Regions from separate parts of the Mus musculus genome. Here region 2 is linked to region 1. Evidence: chromatin loops called from intact Hi-C (ENCODE). Cell type or tissue: gastrocnemius. All regions are shown on one strand.

What was found. Hi-C counts contacts between places; a loop is a spot of excess contacts. Peaks named below come from ENCODE experiments on the same cell type or tissue, not always from the same donor. Only the 100,000 strongest peaks of a DNase experiment are listed, where the experiment ranks them.
Region 2: a loop joins it to region 1, with 6 times the contacts of the local background. A loop is called at or near these places in 23 of 42 quality-filtered maps.

What each region holds. Positions count from the first base shown.
Region 1 is chr17:27,185,665-27,193,664 of GRCm38, reverse strand. Lemd2 (LEM domain containing 2) reads left to right here. Exons shown (of 9, transcript NM_146075.2): 7 at 461-562; 8 at 631-733; 9 at 2,875-4,065. The coding sequence ends at 3,025. Among named protein-coding and RNA genes, the nearest start is that of Lemd2, 15 kb to the left of the region's middle. In gastrocnemius, a CTCF peak has its summit at 3,669 (motif pointing left); DNase peaks (open chromatin) are centred at 1,659, 3,667 and 4,630.
Region 2 is chr17:27,517,142-27,525,141 of GRCm38, reverse strand. It overlaps the pseudogene Gm16005. Among named protein-coding and RNA genes, the nearest start is that of Grm4, 7.7 kb to the right of the region's middle. In gastrocnemius, no CTCF peak of the experiment used is centred here; a DNase peak (open chromatin) is centred at 4,381.

The DNA of each region.
Region 1 (8,000 bases):
GCTTGTTAGAGATGCTGGGCCCTGTGGAAATCTTTGCTGCTTCCCGAGGCCCAGTCAGGGTCCCAGTACACAGACCGGCTCCACTCAGGAGGTGCTGTGGGACCTTGGCCTAATTTTACTGCAGAAAGCTGCAAACCTCTGCAGAGGTGGGTACAGGCAGGGAGGATGTGGAGTTCGGGAGGGAGGGAGAGCCTGAGATGTGTCTTAAAGGGAAAGGCTGGGGAGTGGAGACAGGAGCCTTCAAGGTAGCCTGGAACAGACTGTGGGCTGCCCTGTGCAGGGCGTCCCCCACACTGAGCTGGCCGGATCTCAGATGTGCAGACACTTGGTGTACAACACAGGCTCTGGCCCATAAGGGAGAGGATGGTGTGAGGCTAAGCTGGGCTGGGGTGGGGACCTGGACACCTAGGTGACAGCAGCCTGTCCCTGCTCAGTAGGGATGGTGTTCCTTGTGTTCCAGGCCTGGCCTTCCTGTGGGGGCTGCTGATCCTCCTGAAGTACCGCTGGCGGAAGCTGGAGGAGGAGGAGCAGGCCATGTATGAGATGGTGAAGAAGATCATAGGTGCGTGTCCCCCAGGGGAGGACCCCAGACCCACTAGGCCAGTGCTAACTGCTTCGCTCTCTCTCCAGATGTGGTTCAGGACCACTATGTGGACTGGGAACAGGACATGGAGCGCTACCCCTACGTGGGCATCCTCCACGTGCGGGACAGTCTAATCCCCCCACAGAGCCGGTGAGTCCTGCCGGGGGCGGGGCAGGGGGGGCTGAGACGTGGGAGGGCGCCCAGGCCGTAGCATCAGCAGCCCCAGAGGATCAGTTTGCCTCACCTCCTGTGAGTGACTGCCTGCCCCATGCTGCTGGCTTGGCTTTGTGGCAGAAGAGCCAAGCAGGAGGACCAGGCCATCAGCAGACCTCCACAGACTGTGCCAGTTTGAGGCCCAGTCCCCTCAGTGGTGCTAGCTGTAGACACTCTCGTTCCCAGCCAAGTCCCGTGCTACCAGGCACTGTCTCCCAAGCAAGAGAAACCCTCCCAGCAGCCTTTGAGAACAGCCTTAGGGTCCCGTGGACCAGCATCAGTTTCTCTGAGTCAGTCACTGGCAAGGAAAGGGAGGGAACTTTTGACACTTTGCAGCCATGACCCTGAAGCTATACACTGGACAGTGGGGATGGCGCCTCGGCAGGGTCCTCCCTGGTGTCAGTACAGACTGGGCTATTCTCCAGCTGAGTGTCCCCTGCCACGTGCCATGTGCCACGTCCCACAGGTTACACATTCTCCTGGTCCTCACGTGGCTCACAGACATGAGAATAGTGGCGGGCCCATGTATGGGTGAGACTGCTGTGGTAGCATTCTGTGTAGCTGCCACCAGGCCCTGTCCCCTGCACTACCCTTCTGTGTAGCCAGGGAATCAGATGAGAAGAGCATTTGCAGGTCTGGGATTTTGTCTGTTTTGTTTCATTGAAACAGAATCTTATTTTGTAGCCCAGGCAGGCCCTGAACTGACAATCCCTGTGGGGTAGCTTCCTGAGTGCTGGGGTCCCTGTCTCTGCCCTGCCCCTGGGTCATTTTCAGCTGACACCTTGTCAGGGCCGAGGCCACTAGTAGCAGTTATCCCGTGAACAAAAGTCCTGGCTGCTCTCCAGCAACATGCATTGGACAGCTGCTGGGTTCCATCTTCCCACAGGCTGCAGGCAGGGCTTTCTGCCCACAGTGGGCCGCTGTGTCTCTGAGAGGTCAGCCTGTGGGTCCTCAGGTGATCCTCAGCTCTCCATCTCCCCGGGGAAGCCATTTGCTGCACCCAGACTCCTGTCCTGTCCTGGCCCTGCTGCACGCTGTTTAGCCAGCCTCTGTGAGCCTCTTTCTCATACAGTGGGCTCACACTGCCTCGCAGAGGGCTGCCCTGAACAGCGAGGCACTCAGGCCACACCGCTCCACTCATTGTGTGCGGCGCAAGTGGAGACCCAGAGTCCACACCTTGGTGGACATGAGAGCAGGAGGAGGAAGCATAGGAAACCATGTGACACGGGGCAGTGGCTGGTCCCACAGGTGCTGAGGAGGTGGCCTTGGAGTTTGGCATGCTAGTTCCAGGCACACAAGCACTGCACAGTGCTGTTGGCCCTTTGATTTGCCTGATATCAACACATTTCCCCGTGAGAACATAGCCAGAGCTGGCTTGGCACCCTGACTGCAGCCATGTCACCTAGACCTCACATGCTGGTACAGTGGTGCAGAGCTGACCTGTAGTGGGTCTGAGCCCCCGTCTGCCAGGTAAGGGCACACTTGGGGCCTCAAAGGAGACACGAGTGAGGGAGCTGATTGAAGCCACTGGTGGGTCAGGCCCTCCTGCCGACGAGGTGCTGTTTCCTGCCTCCTGGGGACCTGGCCTGAGGCTGGCACCCCATCCTCCGAGCTCTGTGTCTGTAGCATGTTGGGTAATCAGAGCATCCAAATTCCCAGCATTGTGAGGACAGGGACAAGTGATGCCTGTGAGCAGAGACACATCTTTAGGAGTCAGCCGGAGCCAATCACTGTTTTGTGGGTCCCCTTCCCAACAAAAAAGATTTCAGGACCGTGTTGGGGGTGGCTTTCCCATCTTGGTTCATCTTCACACCCGCATGTCCTCTATGCTACAAGGGGTGCATCTGAGCTAAGCACAGTCCCCACGTGGTCCTGGGTACCCATCACCGCCAGCCCCTTAGCTCTGTACCAAGGCTTGTGGCGCACAGGAGGTGAGGAAATCCCCAGTGCCTCACTTTGCCCTATCAACATGTCCACTGCTGGCTTATCCAAGTGTGGTAGAGCTTAGGAATGCCCGCCCCTCTGTGGGAATGGAGTGGTTCAGCCTGACCCAGCTGAGCGCTACCTTCTCCTTTCAGGCGGCGCATGAAGCGAGTATGGGACCGTGCTGTGGAATTCCTGGCTTCCAATGAATCTCGGATCCAGACTGAGTCCCACCGAGTGGCCGGGGAGGACATGCTGGTGTGGAGATGGACTAAGCCTTCCTCTTTCTCTGATTCAGAGCGATAGGGCAGGGCCTGTTACCGCCAGCCTGACCCAGCCACCCAGCTGGGGCAAGGACACAGACCTTTGGTGCTCATTCACACCTGCCTTGATTGCCCTCCGGGTCTCAGGTCTGGAACATGTGGGCTTACTTAGGGTAGCCGGGAGAACAGGGGAGCCCTTCCTCTATGTCAGTATTACTGACTGACAGGGGAGAGTGGCTTGTTCTCCCTGGATAAAAAGATGGGCAGTGGTTGGAACCCTGGAGGTCCTGCACACAGCTAGACAGCACGGTGATCCTGAAGCCCCTCGCTTGGAAGGTGGGTTGGGTGGTGGGGCAAAGCTTGGTCCATGTGCCTTTTCGCTTCCAGGGAGCTTAAGGGGAGGGGAGGAACCCAGCCCACTCCTGCATGGGCCTCTGTCCAGAAGGGGACGATGTTATAGAAGGTAGGAGCAGCTGGAGGGGACCAAGCAGAGGTGGCTGGGGTCTGGAAGGCGTGGGGAGTCCAGCCACAGCTGCCTGTGCCTCAGAGCTGCTCACAGGTCAGCAGTGCCACCTGAGCCAGGGTGGAGCTCAGCCTCCTCACCTACTTACTGTGCACAGGCTTCCTGGCTGCTTAGCCACACAGGTAGGGTGCAGCATCGTGGCTGCACACTGCCCTCTGCAGGCCACATGGAGTAGTGTGGGCCATTAGCCCTCGGCTATGGAGGACCTGCTCTAAATACACCCAGTGGGGGGCCTCATTAGCTGAGAGGGAGGCTTTCGAGCAACTCTTCAGGCGGGTCTCACCTACAGCAGCAGGAGGACAGCCCCTGGAGGTGACGTGCAGCTGCCTCCAGAAGACACAAGACACCCCCTTTTGGACCTATTGCTGGTCTCTGTTTCTTAATAAAGTGTGGTCTCCATGTAGCAGTATGCTCATTTCGGTCTCCGTGTAGCAGTATGCTCATTGCCGTGTGTCTGGGTGGTCAGCAGGACCGGGACTGAGCAGGCCCCAGCCAGAAGACAATGGCTTTTGTATTGGGGGTGGAACTGTTGGAAAAATAAAATATTTATTGAGAACGGATGTGGTTTTATTTGTGGTGCTTCCTCTGTCTCCCTACAGCGGAGGGCTGGACAGGGCCAGGCTGCCCTGGCCCTGGGAGTTAGGTAAGCTGCTTACAGCCACTTGAGTTGCAGGGTAGCCATGTGGACTCAGCACTGAGCCCCTGGTCCCAAGGCTCCCAGGGCTTCTGAGGGAAGCTGCACGGAGCTGGTAAGCCCTTGAAGGAGGCAGCTTCCTGTCTCTGGGCCCAGCATTGGTGATGGGCTGTGACAGAGTTGGGGTGCTTTCAGAAAGCTGCAAAACAAGCTATAGGCATTCACCTCTTAGTCCGAAAGGCTAGTGGCCCAGAAACAAGGTAACCTAGCTATGTACTGTGGTCATAGCCAGTCCTGGCCTCCTTCCTGTCCACACTTGGCCCCATCTGTGTGGACACGGGCTTGTCAGACTCCTGCCACACACACCTGCTTGGTGAGCTGTAGCGGGGCCCAGTGCACAACTCAGGAAGAAACCAGCCTGTGTGTCCCTCTTCTGTCTCCGTGGAAAGTTTTCCCTTGGCAGGTTTTGTCTGAAGTGGGAAAACTAACCTATGGCTGTGCCTGGGAAGGAGAGCAGAAGCCAGCTCAACGGGAAGCAATTCTCGGCCTGAGAGCCAGCGCTCAGAGCAGCTCGCAGGCTACACTTTGGGAGCTCATCAGCTATGCTCAGCCGTGCCAGCGGGCTTGCTTTTTTTTTTTTTTTTTTTCCTCGAGACAGTTTCTCTGTATAGCCCTGGCTGTCCTGGAACCTGGAACTCACTCTGTAGACCAGGATGGCCTCGAACTCAGAAATCTGCCTGCCTCTGCCTCCCAAGTGCTGGGATTCCAGGTGTGCACTGCCATGCTGGGTTGTGCAGTGTGAGGGAATTGATTGGTGGGCTTTGTGCATATTGGGCCAGCACTCACCCTGGGTGGTTCTACTGCTCTGTCCAACATGATCCCAGGCTGCAGACCTGGGTGATAAGCAGCTCTCCTGGGCTCCGCATGCCGCTGAAGAAGCATCAGGAAGGCGAGGGAGACTGTTCCCCACAAATCTCAGCGTGGACACACACCCAGGAGCTCTGAGCTGCCTCCCAGAGGCTCTCTACTCACGACAAAGGTGAACACAGCCATCCGTCACTCTTTTATCAGACAACTTGGGTAGCAGCTGTTCCCCTTAATTAATGCACCACTGACTTTGAGCTTAGACAGTCCCCACGCTGAGGTACACACGCACACTCAAATCCATTATCCTTCCTCTCCCAGACAGAAGGGACAGGAGAGCAGACATGTCACCCAATTGTCCCAGAAAGTTCTCCTTGGGACATTAGGCAGTTTCTTCAACTGTGTCCCCCGAAGAGGGTCCCTCGGACACAGGAGGGACAACAGAGGCAGGCAGCTGGATGGACATGGTGCTATCTATGCGCATGTTTGCCCAGATGGGGAAAGCATGGCGCCAGCATCCGCAGGACAGCTGTGCCCTGCTGTGGCCAGCTGGAGACCCTGAGCAGCCTCTCTGGGCTGTAGCAAGGGGGCAGGGCGGGGGATCAGTCTCTCCTCTACACTCCCTGGACCCGAACAACTCCTGCCTGTGGGTCTCTGCAGTCACTACTCACTTGCTCCATGTCCCCCTGACTACCCTGCCCGTGGGCTTCTGCCCCCTCTTTCAGTCCTGTTCCCGCTCACCTTCCCTATCTGAGGTTACACCTATACCCCACGCCTCTCTTCTTTCAGGTTTACCCCTCCTTTCCCTCTGTTGTAGCATCTGGCTTGCTACCTTTTTTTAAAAATCATTTTTAATGTATTTAATTGTGTGGGCATTTGCTTGTGAATATGGGTACAGGTGGTCGTGAGCTGCACAGCCTGGGTCTGGGCACCTGAACCCAGGTCCTCGGCAGGAGCAGTCAGTGCTCCTAACCACTGAGCCATCTCTCCAGCCCCTGGCTTGCTACAAATTTCACTTAGTGTCATCTGGCCACAACTGCACCAGTCTCTGCTTCTCATGGCCATGTGTGTCTTTGATCCTCTCCCCTGAAGTGTGCCCACGTCTGCCACGCTATAAATATTCAGCCAATAAACAGGAACCTCCGTCCCAGAAGAAGAGCTGGACTCCGAACCCCTAAGGCCTTAATCCTTCAGCTTCTGCTCAGGCTGACTGGACTTTGTTTTCTGTTTTCCTTTCTAACCTGAGGGATTAAGCCCTTCTCTCTTACCTGCTGAGATCCTAGCGCTACCCATTGCCTGGCAGAGGTACTGTTCCTGCTGCCTGCCTCACTGAAGAGTTGGTCCATCCTGACATCCCAAGGAGAAAATTTCCATTGCCTGCAAGACCAGGCTGGGTCGGCCAAGGTCAGGAGTAGATGTGTCACTGCGTTTTAAGGGGAATGTGGGTAGGGCCCTCACCTCACAGCGTGCATAGAGCACTGCAAGCATGAGCAACTGTTGTACATCAGGAGAGCACTGGCCACTGAGTGCCCCCAAGCCAGGTTGTCCAGGCTGGGAAGATGAGCAATCCCAGTCTCCTGTAAGGAGAGAGGACCTGAACGTGCAGAATGACAAATGGACACTGAGAAGCAAGACCGGGAGATGCTTCGCTGTTGATGGCAGCCCAGCTTCCGGGCTGCTTCTGTCTCGTAAGGAGACAGGGGAAAGTACGGTAATTTTCTTCAATGAAAACAGGCAACAGAATTCCCTTTGCCTCGTTCTCCTGGCAATTAAGCCCTTCTCCGTAAATGAAATGATTTGGTTTTCATGGGACTAATTTAAGCACACTGGAAGGACCACTGAACTTTCTGATTGCAAATACTAGCATGTGCAAACAGAGCTGGCATTGGAGCCTGCCTGGCGAGGGAGCCCCGCCCAGGAGCCAGCAGCCTTGGAAATGGGCCTGCTCTGTTCCTCTAAGCCCCTTTGTGAGGCTGACCCTCCACCCTTTGCCAACCCCATCTCCTCACCCTGAGTGGAGGAGGCTGGGCTAGCTCCATGGGACACTCAGGGTGCTGACTACTGAAGACCTCACTCTTGGCCACCCCTACTCTTCTGTGACAGCCGAAGGCTCTTCCCTCTGCCTTGAACCTGGGCTTTGAGCTTCCCTGTGACTGCTTTGATCAGTGTGATATGGCCAGAAGGACACTGGCTGGTTCCCATCTAAGATCCCAAGAAGCCCTGTGTCTTTAGTAATTTTGCTCATGAGCCTGAACCCTATAGAAAGACATCATTGACTTTCTAGGACAGAGCTGAAGGCAGAGATCCGCCACCTGTCTCCGTGAGCCCAGGCGTCCCAGCTGACACACAGGAGTGTGCCAGTTTCTTTCAGTGTGAACAGGTGAGTCAACTCTGAAGGCTGGGCCAGAATGGAGCCACCTGGAGATGACTGAGTTCATCTTAAGTCCCTTGGGGCCTGTTTTTGTTACAACATTTCAATTTGAATTGAAGACCACTGGGGATGTAGTGCAGTTGGAGGTTGGAGAATGCCTGAGCCCTCACTAATCTGAGTCCCATCCCCAGCACCATGTGATTGGTCATGGAGCTGCAGGCCTGTAGTTACTCCATTTAGGAGGTGGAGAGAGGAGGATCAGAAGTTCAAGGTCGGGGCTGGAGAGATGGCTCAGCGGTTAAGAGCACTGACTGCTCTTCCAAAGGTCCTGAGTTCAAATCCCAGCAACCACATGGTGGTTCACAACCATCTGTAATGAGATCTGACTCCCTCTTCTGGTGTGTCTGAAGATAGCTAAAAAAAAAAAGTTCAAGATCATCCTTGACTAGCGAGTTTGAACTCAACATGGACTGTGTGAGACATTGTTTCAAGAGAAGAAAGAAAGAAAAGCGTTTATCTTGCAAGCTGTAGCTAAAAGGCTTTCCCAGCAGGAGATGTAAGAAACAGCCACTCCTTCTCCTAAGGTCCCAGTGACAAACCAAGGCAGGATTCCACTGAAATGATGG
Region 2 (8,000 bases), 330 kb before region 1:
GTCTGAAGACAGCTACAGTGTACTTACATATAATAAATAAATAAATCTTAAAAAAAAAAAAAAAAAAAAAAGAGCCATCATTAAAAATAAGGTTTAGGCCGGGCATGGTGGCGCACGCCTTTAATCCCAGCACTCTGGAGGCAGAGGCAGGCAGATTTCTGAGTTCGAGGTCAGCCTGGTCTACAGAATGAGTTCCAGGACAGCCAGAGCTATACAGAGAAACCCTGTCTCGAAAAATCAAAAAAAAAAAAAAAAGGTTTAGAAAAATGAAAGTTCCAGGTGGAGTTGCTGGTTAAGTGCACTGGGCACTCACTCTTGCAGAGAACCCGGGTTTGATACCCAGCTCCTATATGATGGCTCACAACAGCCTGTTAACTCCAGTTCCAGGGAATCTAACACTGTCTTCTGGCCTTCAAGGGCACCTGGCCTGCATTTGATACACAGACAGACATGCACGCAAAACACCCACACACATTCAAACAAAGAAATTCAAGAGGGCTAAGGAGGTGGCTTAATGGCCGTGTGCCCTTGATACGCAGACTCAGGCTTGGCCCTAGCAGCACACACAGAGTGCTGTCTTCTGCTTGAAGCCCGCCATTCCTTGTCTGGTTGCTAGGACAAAAAACATCCAGGACTGCAGAGACTCTCAGCTGCCAAAAGCCGGGCTCACTCACAACTGAGACAGAAGATTCAGGCAAAGGCAGCTTCAGGGAAGGAGAGTGTGCTTGGCTCACAGTTGAAGGGGGTCATTCCACCAGGGCAGGACAGTGGCTCCGGGGCTTCCCAAGGGATGCCGCCTCCTAATCTAACCTAGTGTAGACGTTCCCCTTCCCCTCCTTCCCCCTCCCTTCGTGAACTCCAAGGACACTATTATGGGGTCGGTAGTTTCTCTCCACGCTCTGGTCGCCTGACAAATGGTCTTGCTGGCTTGTCTTATCTTGTCTTTTCTTTTCTTTTCCTCTTTCTCTCTCTTTCTCTCTCTCTTTCTTTTTTTTTTTTTTTTCGAGACAGGGTTTCTCTGTGTAGCCCTGGGTGTCCTGGAACTCACTCTGTAGACCAGGCTGGCCTTGAACTCAGAAATCTGCCTGCCTCTGCCTCCCAAGTGCTGGGATTAAAGGCATGTGCCACCACTGCCTGGCCTCGCTGGCTTTTCTGATTTGGTTCCTTTTGTTTTCAGATGGACAGGCCTGGACCTAGCTCTGTGGCTTAGGGTGATGCTATCTTCTGAGCCTCCTAGGACTGCAGGTGTGGACGACCACACTGCTGCTGGGGACTGACCTCGATGCTTCCTGCATGTACAACTGAGCTGCGGCCCTAGACCCTTTTGGGGTGTGTGTGTGTGTGTGTGTGTGCTGAGACAGGGTCTCACTGTGTAACCCTGGCTGTCCTGGAACTCTGTGTGTGTGTGTGTGTGTGTGTGTGTGTGTGTGTGTGTGCACTGAGACAGGGTCTCACTGTGTAGCCTTGGCTGTCCTGGAACTCACTCTGTAGACCAGGCTGGCCTTGAACTCACAGATACCCCTGCCTCTGCCTCCCAAGTGCTGGGATTAAAGACATGAGCCATTCTTGTCTTCATGTTTCTGTAGGCCCTTGGTTTCCACAGCTCGCTGTCTCCCCTCCACACATCCTCTCAGCTCCCCCATCACCCTCCCACCCCTCAGCCCCTGTCTAATTCAGACATGGTCAGACTCTTTTGGTCCCTGGAGGTCTCTGCTCAATCCACAGCCATCAGCCCCTCTGCATGCCCTGCCTGGCTCCCGGCCCTGCTGTCACTCCTCTGCAGGGAGTCCCCACCTGGCCCTGGGCTTCACTGGGCACAGGCCTTCATCCTCAGGCGTTGTCCCTCCACTTGGCTGGGGACGGAAGCTGCACGTTCCAGGTCTCCGGCTGTGAGGGCAGGGCAGGGGTGATGACCTTTGTGTTCCCTGAAGCTCTGTGTGAGGTCACAGTCACCGGGATCCTTGTGGTGAACTGATAGACACCTCAGCCGGCAATGACCATCAGGTGCCAATTCACTTCTTATGATTGTGTCTTATTTTTGCTTAATATTGGCCTGAGCCAGCCGGTTGCTGTGACCTCAGGTTTCCTATTTTCTGCATAAGGGCTGCATGGAGAGGCCCATGTGGGTCCTAGGGAGATGGCAAGCCCTGTGCTTCTCTCTCTACCCCCCCTCTCCTCCTCCTCTTCCTTCTCTTCCTCTTCTCTTCTTCTTTCTTCCTCCTCCTTCTTCCTTCCTTCTTCCTTCCTTCTTTCCTCTTTCATGAACCATCTTTTTTTTTTTTGACTGATTGGAATCCTCAAGATGAACTGGATGCTGCGACAGCTGCCCTCTTGGGTTTAGGTGTTGTTCCTTCACAGAATCCATGTCTGCGGTAGACAATCTTTAGGTGCCTCATCTGACCAGTCCCGGTAGTGTTTCGTCTCTTAGCCTTGGCACTCCAGCTATACTTTCTCTTGTGCTCAGTAGGGAGCCACACTTGCCACAGGTCAACTTCTGAAGGTGGTAGGCCTTGGAGCTACAGTGGTGGCACAGCGTGTGTGTCTTATTGCGACGCTTTCCAAAGGATGACATTCATCATCTTGCTTCCACTGGCGAGGCCAAAAAGCCATCCTGATGGCCCAGTCTAGTGAACATTTTTGGGTAGAGCTTGAAGGCCCATTCATCTAAGCCAAGATAAGCCATTTGGTTAAAGGACACCCCACACCCCCATCTCAACCCCTTCTCTCTGCCCAAGATGGCAGAGTCCCACATAAAGCCCTCTGTCCCTTGTCTGAGGGTAGACCATGGAACACCCCAGCCCCTCTGCCCACCATCTCCACTCCTATCTCTGTTATTTGTACATCTCTGTAAGTTCAAGACCAGGTGGACCCAAATAGTGAGATGGTGTCTTCACAAAGTAACCTACCAATTAAAATAAAACAAACCATGCCACAGTTAAAACAAAGAGGGGTAAGGAAGAGCCAGGTGGTGGTGGTGGCACACACCTTTAATCCCAGCACTTGGGAGACAGAGGCAGGTGGATCTCTGAGTTCGAGGCCAGCCTGGTCTACAGAGTGAGTTCCAGGACAGCCAGGGCTGCACAGAGAAACCCTGTCTTGAAACGGTCCACCCCCCCCCCCCCAGTAAGGAGAGACTATTAGGGAAGACATATTGAACCTCTGGCTCTAGAGATACACACATGGGTACACACAGAGGCACAAATGTCACACCTCTCTTGGGAATATCAGCCTGGCCTTGCTAGGGCTGACAATGCTCAGGAGGCTGAGTTCTTTGTCGCCTCCCCTGTCACCCCACACATCTCTGGGGTTGCTGAGGAGGGGGCTACCTCAGGACAGCCTTCCTTCCCTGCACTGAGAGTGCAGCTGTGTGCACTGAGTCCCTGCTCTATTTTGGAGAGTTCGAGGCTGGGGACCTTGTGCAAGTCTGCTGTCTATTGCTGTGATAAAGATGTAGCCCAAAGGCAACTTGGAGAACACAGGGCGCACTTGGCTTACGGGGCCCTGATCACAGCCCATCAGTGATGTAAACCTAGTCAGGAGTCAACACAGACACACGGAGAGTCACTGCTCGCTGTCCACACCAGGACAGTAACTGCCATGGCTGCCCTTTCTTTTCAGACATGTCTCCCTGGGTAGCCATGGCTGCCTTCTGAATGCTGGGATCGAACCTGTTTGCTTCCATGCCTGGGTCTAGCTTACCTTCTTACACTTGTCTCAGGATGAAACTGTGGTCCTCCACATCAATTAATCAAGAGAACCCCCACCCCCACCCCCAGCCTTTCCTACAGGCCAAACTGATGGTGGTTTTTCTCAATAGAGTTTGCTTGTTTTCAAATGACTGTAACTTGGGTTAAGTTTACAAAAGAGAAATCACGGGCGTTTTGCATAGATTTGGGTTTGGCTGGTTTGAGGTGCAGCCTCAAACTTAGTCGGAGTCCTTGTGGTTCGAGCGTGCAGCAAGGGTGAGAGAAGGAGGGAACTGGGATTGGGAAAGGCTGACGGTTACAACTTTCTACCCATCCTTGCTGGCTTCCACACCTCGGCATCGCAGCCCACTCAAGAAACCGGGGACCCGCACGGGTCTCTTTCAAAGGGCATATGTGGATTAGAAAAGCCTTGTCGTCATTGCAGGTGAGTGGCTGCGCACGAATCTGAGGGCGGCGGCCCAGCTGGAAAATGGTCCTGAAATAGGGGCCCTGCCACCCCCGCTGCCTCCTCCCGGAATCTGTTCAGGTGAAAACAACTCTCTGCATCCCGGCGTCTCCCCCTCCTCCCGCTCCTGCCAACTCACACCTGAGCCTGGGTCCCGCTCAGATCCGCGGACGCACCAGCGGCCGGCCAGCGCGTGCAGTGAGGCCGCTCGGCCACGAGGCGGCGCTGCAGGCCCGCGATGGGAGCGTACCCAGGTTCTGCTCGCCGCCGGCACCTGAGAGCCCATCTCTATTTGAAGGTGGTGGCCCGAGGCCAAAGGGAATTTCATCCTGTGGACGATCCTTAGAACAATTCACTCATGCTGCTACTGGTGCAGGGGAGGGTCGGGGCCCTGCAGGACCCCCCACCCCACCCTAGGCCTCTCATGTTCTTTGCTGCTTTTGGTCCATTTCCACACTTTCTGAAGCCTAAACTTGGTAAGAGATAGCCCACTGATCATGTGCCCAGATAACATTAGTTACACATTACAAGGTATAGAAATGGAGGAGACACATAATTCCTCCATCTTTGGGAGGAGAACCACGGACATGAGTACCCTAAAATTCTCCACTTGGGCTTATAAGGTTGAGGGGGAGTTGGGGGTAGAGAAGGGATCTGGACAGAGGGTGAGAGGGGGCCATTGGGTGCTGCCTCCAGATCTGCCCAACCTGACCCATGGAGTGTTGCCTCTCTGTAGAGGAGATGCTGTAGATAGGGGTGGCCTGACTGCACTGTGACTGTGGCTTTGGTGTGGGCCGTGGAGCTTTGAACCTTGGGGCATGTTAGCTCCAGGGGACTACACCCTCTTGTGATCCTGGATTGGTGCTGTGTTGAGATAGGGTTTCCTCGTGTAGCCCAGGCTGGCCTCAAATTAGATGCTCCTGAGCCCACAGATGTGTGCTAAGTAGAACACCTTGGCTGACTACCCCAGCCTCCTTGGTCTGTGTTCTCCGGGCCGTGGTGTGGCTCGTTTCTCGGCAGCCTGCACCTGGGCAGTGTGGAGGGAGAGTTGCCTTGGAATGGCGTCTTTGACATCAGGTGGGGATCCTGCCTTGGGGTCTCTGAGACTGAGCACTGGGCTAAGCTGACTTGGTTTCTCCAGGGTCCTGGGATCTGCGTGCCACACTGGCCTAGTAACTTTGGCTTGGCTTCTAAGTGTCCTCTGATCCCCCGTGTGGGTTGTTACAGGAGTGGCTGACTCACGTGGTCTTGGTGGCCCACCTGAAAGCTTACAAACTTTTTCTTCCCGCACCCAGTGACACAACCCCACCCTGGGTGGGGACAGCTCTTCTCCTCCTCTGCCGTTCCCACCTTCGCCTGCCTGTCCCTCTCTTTTTCCATTGTGGGGGCCCCACGTCCCACTCCAGCTGGTTGAAAGTCTATTAATATTTCAGTTTGATGAATTAAAGATTCTTCCCTACCCTCCTTCTGATGTCCCAGGAGGGAATTAAGAGCGCATCCGATCCAATCAAACGCCATTAGAATGCAGCCCACGAGGGTAGGAGCCTGCGGTGTAAGCTTTTCTTCCCCAGCCTGCTTTGTCCTCTTTGGGGGTCTGCGCAGGGGTGAGGTGGCTGAGAGGCAAAGGCAGGAGGGGCGGAGTCAGAGGTCACCAGGGACTGGGGGTGTGTCCTTGCAGCTGTGACCTCTGCCCCTGGCCAAGGCACGAGATCCTGTTCCCCTCCCTGCAACCTCCATGGGCTTTTTTTCTGGGTCAGCCCAGCTTTCATGGTGCTGTGTGCTCCGTCTGAAGATAACCTCAGAGAAGCCCTTGGATCGATGGCCTCCTCTGGCGGCTGGCAGTGAACTGTCCGGTGGCGTTTCCAGATTTCTGTCCATCCTGGTCCCCTACAGTTAGATACAGTTCCATGGCCGCTGTCCAGCATTTTCCTAAATAGGCCAGGGCTGCAGTGGGGGGGGGGTGGCTGACAGAGGGGCACCCCACTCACCTATCAGCTGGGCTGTGTGGCACCAGCCCCAATCGTGGGGGTGCCTTACTCCTGGTCCTTCCTTTTTTTCCCATCCAGGCTAGAGTTGAGTGGCAGACCATATTATGATTCAGTTGATGGCCAGGCTGGGACAGCACCAGATAGGACAGCAGGCCTAAGAGTGTTGGCAGGGCAGAGGCAGAATGTCCTGAGATGTGGACAACAGATGAGGTTCAGCAGGAAGACAGGATGGAGGAGACTTGGGGGGAGGGGTTTTGCAGGGGGGAAGCTTGACATTGCTCCAGGTCTCCCCTCTCCTCCCCTGTCCCCCTGTAGGCCTGTGCATCAGTCCAAGTAGCCGGCTGGATGGTGTCCTCTCTTGTGCCTGTCACCTGGCAGCTCTTCTTGGAGCTCAGGGGCCCTGCCACTCAGCCGAAGGAGCTGCGGAATGGCTGGCCACCAGGCTGAGGGCGGGAGGAGATTTTAAATGTTAATTGTATTTTGACATCTGGGCTTGTGACATCCATCCTAATGACATTTGGCTCGCGGCTGACAGCCCCTGGACGTGTGGGGAGAGCGGGAGAGATGATAAGTAGTTTTAAATTGCAGAGTGGCAAAGAAGCCGAGAAATCCTGAGTCTTAAGAAAAAAAAAAAAAGAGAGACAGGGAAAGGGGAGGAGAGAGTGGAAAGGAGCAGGGTAGGAGGCAGCCTTTCTTGTCAGGGAAGTCAGCCTCTCACTGGTCTCTGAGCGCCAGCTGTATGCTCTGTGCATTCACTGTGCAGACAGGCGGCAGTCAGAGGCCTTTGGAGGATTCAGGTGTGTCCTGCTGTGTTACACCCCTCACATCTGGATCTTTTGGTTTTTAAACCCGTGCATCCTTCAAGGCCCTTGTCCCAAAGCTTCCCACCCTGGAGGCCTGCCTATCTGAGAAATTCCCATTCCCAGCCATTCAAAGGTTCGAGGCAGCGGGTGCTCCATGAACTAGCCTTCGCGGTCCTTGGGTGCACGAGACCACTTTCTGCTCTCTAGCTCAGGGGCAGGAGAGATCTCTGTCTTCTCTGGGTTTTCATGCCATGGCTCGACGCTGGAGCAGACATTTTCCCAGCCTCCCCTGCTTCTCCTTCTTCACTGCTGGGAAATTGAGGCTGACCAAGGAAATCGCTTTCAGACCAGGAAACCCTGGAGCAACAGTTGGGAAGCAATGTGGGCCTGGAAGCGCCCTTGCTCTCTTCTGCCTCTCTGTCTGATGTTCCTCCTGCCCTGGCCCCTGTGTGCAGTCTTCATGTTAGTGGCAAGGGGCAGAGAGACCCCTGTCCCCCTGATCTCTTGTCCTGTATCCTCTTCCTATGATGCAGGGTGCTAAGGGGTGCCTGGGACACTGCGGAATGTCTTCCATTTGGAGTCCTCCTGTGGCAGGTGCTGTGGTTCTGGGAGGTGTAGCTTAGCCCAGCCATGCTGGATACCTGTCCTTACCTTCTGCTGTTTGCCTGTAAAGACAGATGGACGGTGTGGATCTAGAGAGATAGCTAAGCCTTGTCCCTTCCTGTCCCTAAGACCGAGTGAGAAAATTTGCCAGTGTCTGTGCCCTTGAGACTTGGTTTCTGTCTTCTGCACGAAAGGGCTGTGTGATTCTAGGAGCAGGTGGCACTGATTTCCTGCAGTCCCTACCCTGATCTTGCAACCCCAAGTCAAGGTGACCTCTGACCCCTGGGTGCCTGCATGGTGACTTGGCTCTCTGCATTCTGCCAGGGTGCAGCTGTATTTAAATAGACATTTCTACCTGATTGGCTGGTCTAGGGGGGGGACAGGATGGAAACCCTCAGGGTCAGAGGGTAAGGCATGGCTGCGACCTCGGCCATTTGTCAGAGAGTCCGTAAGT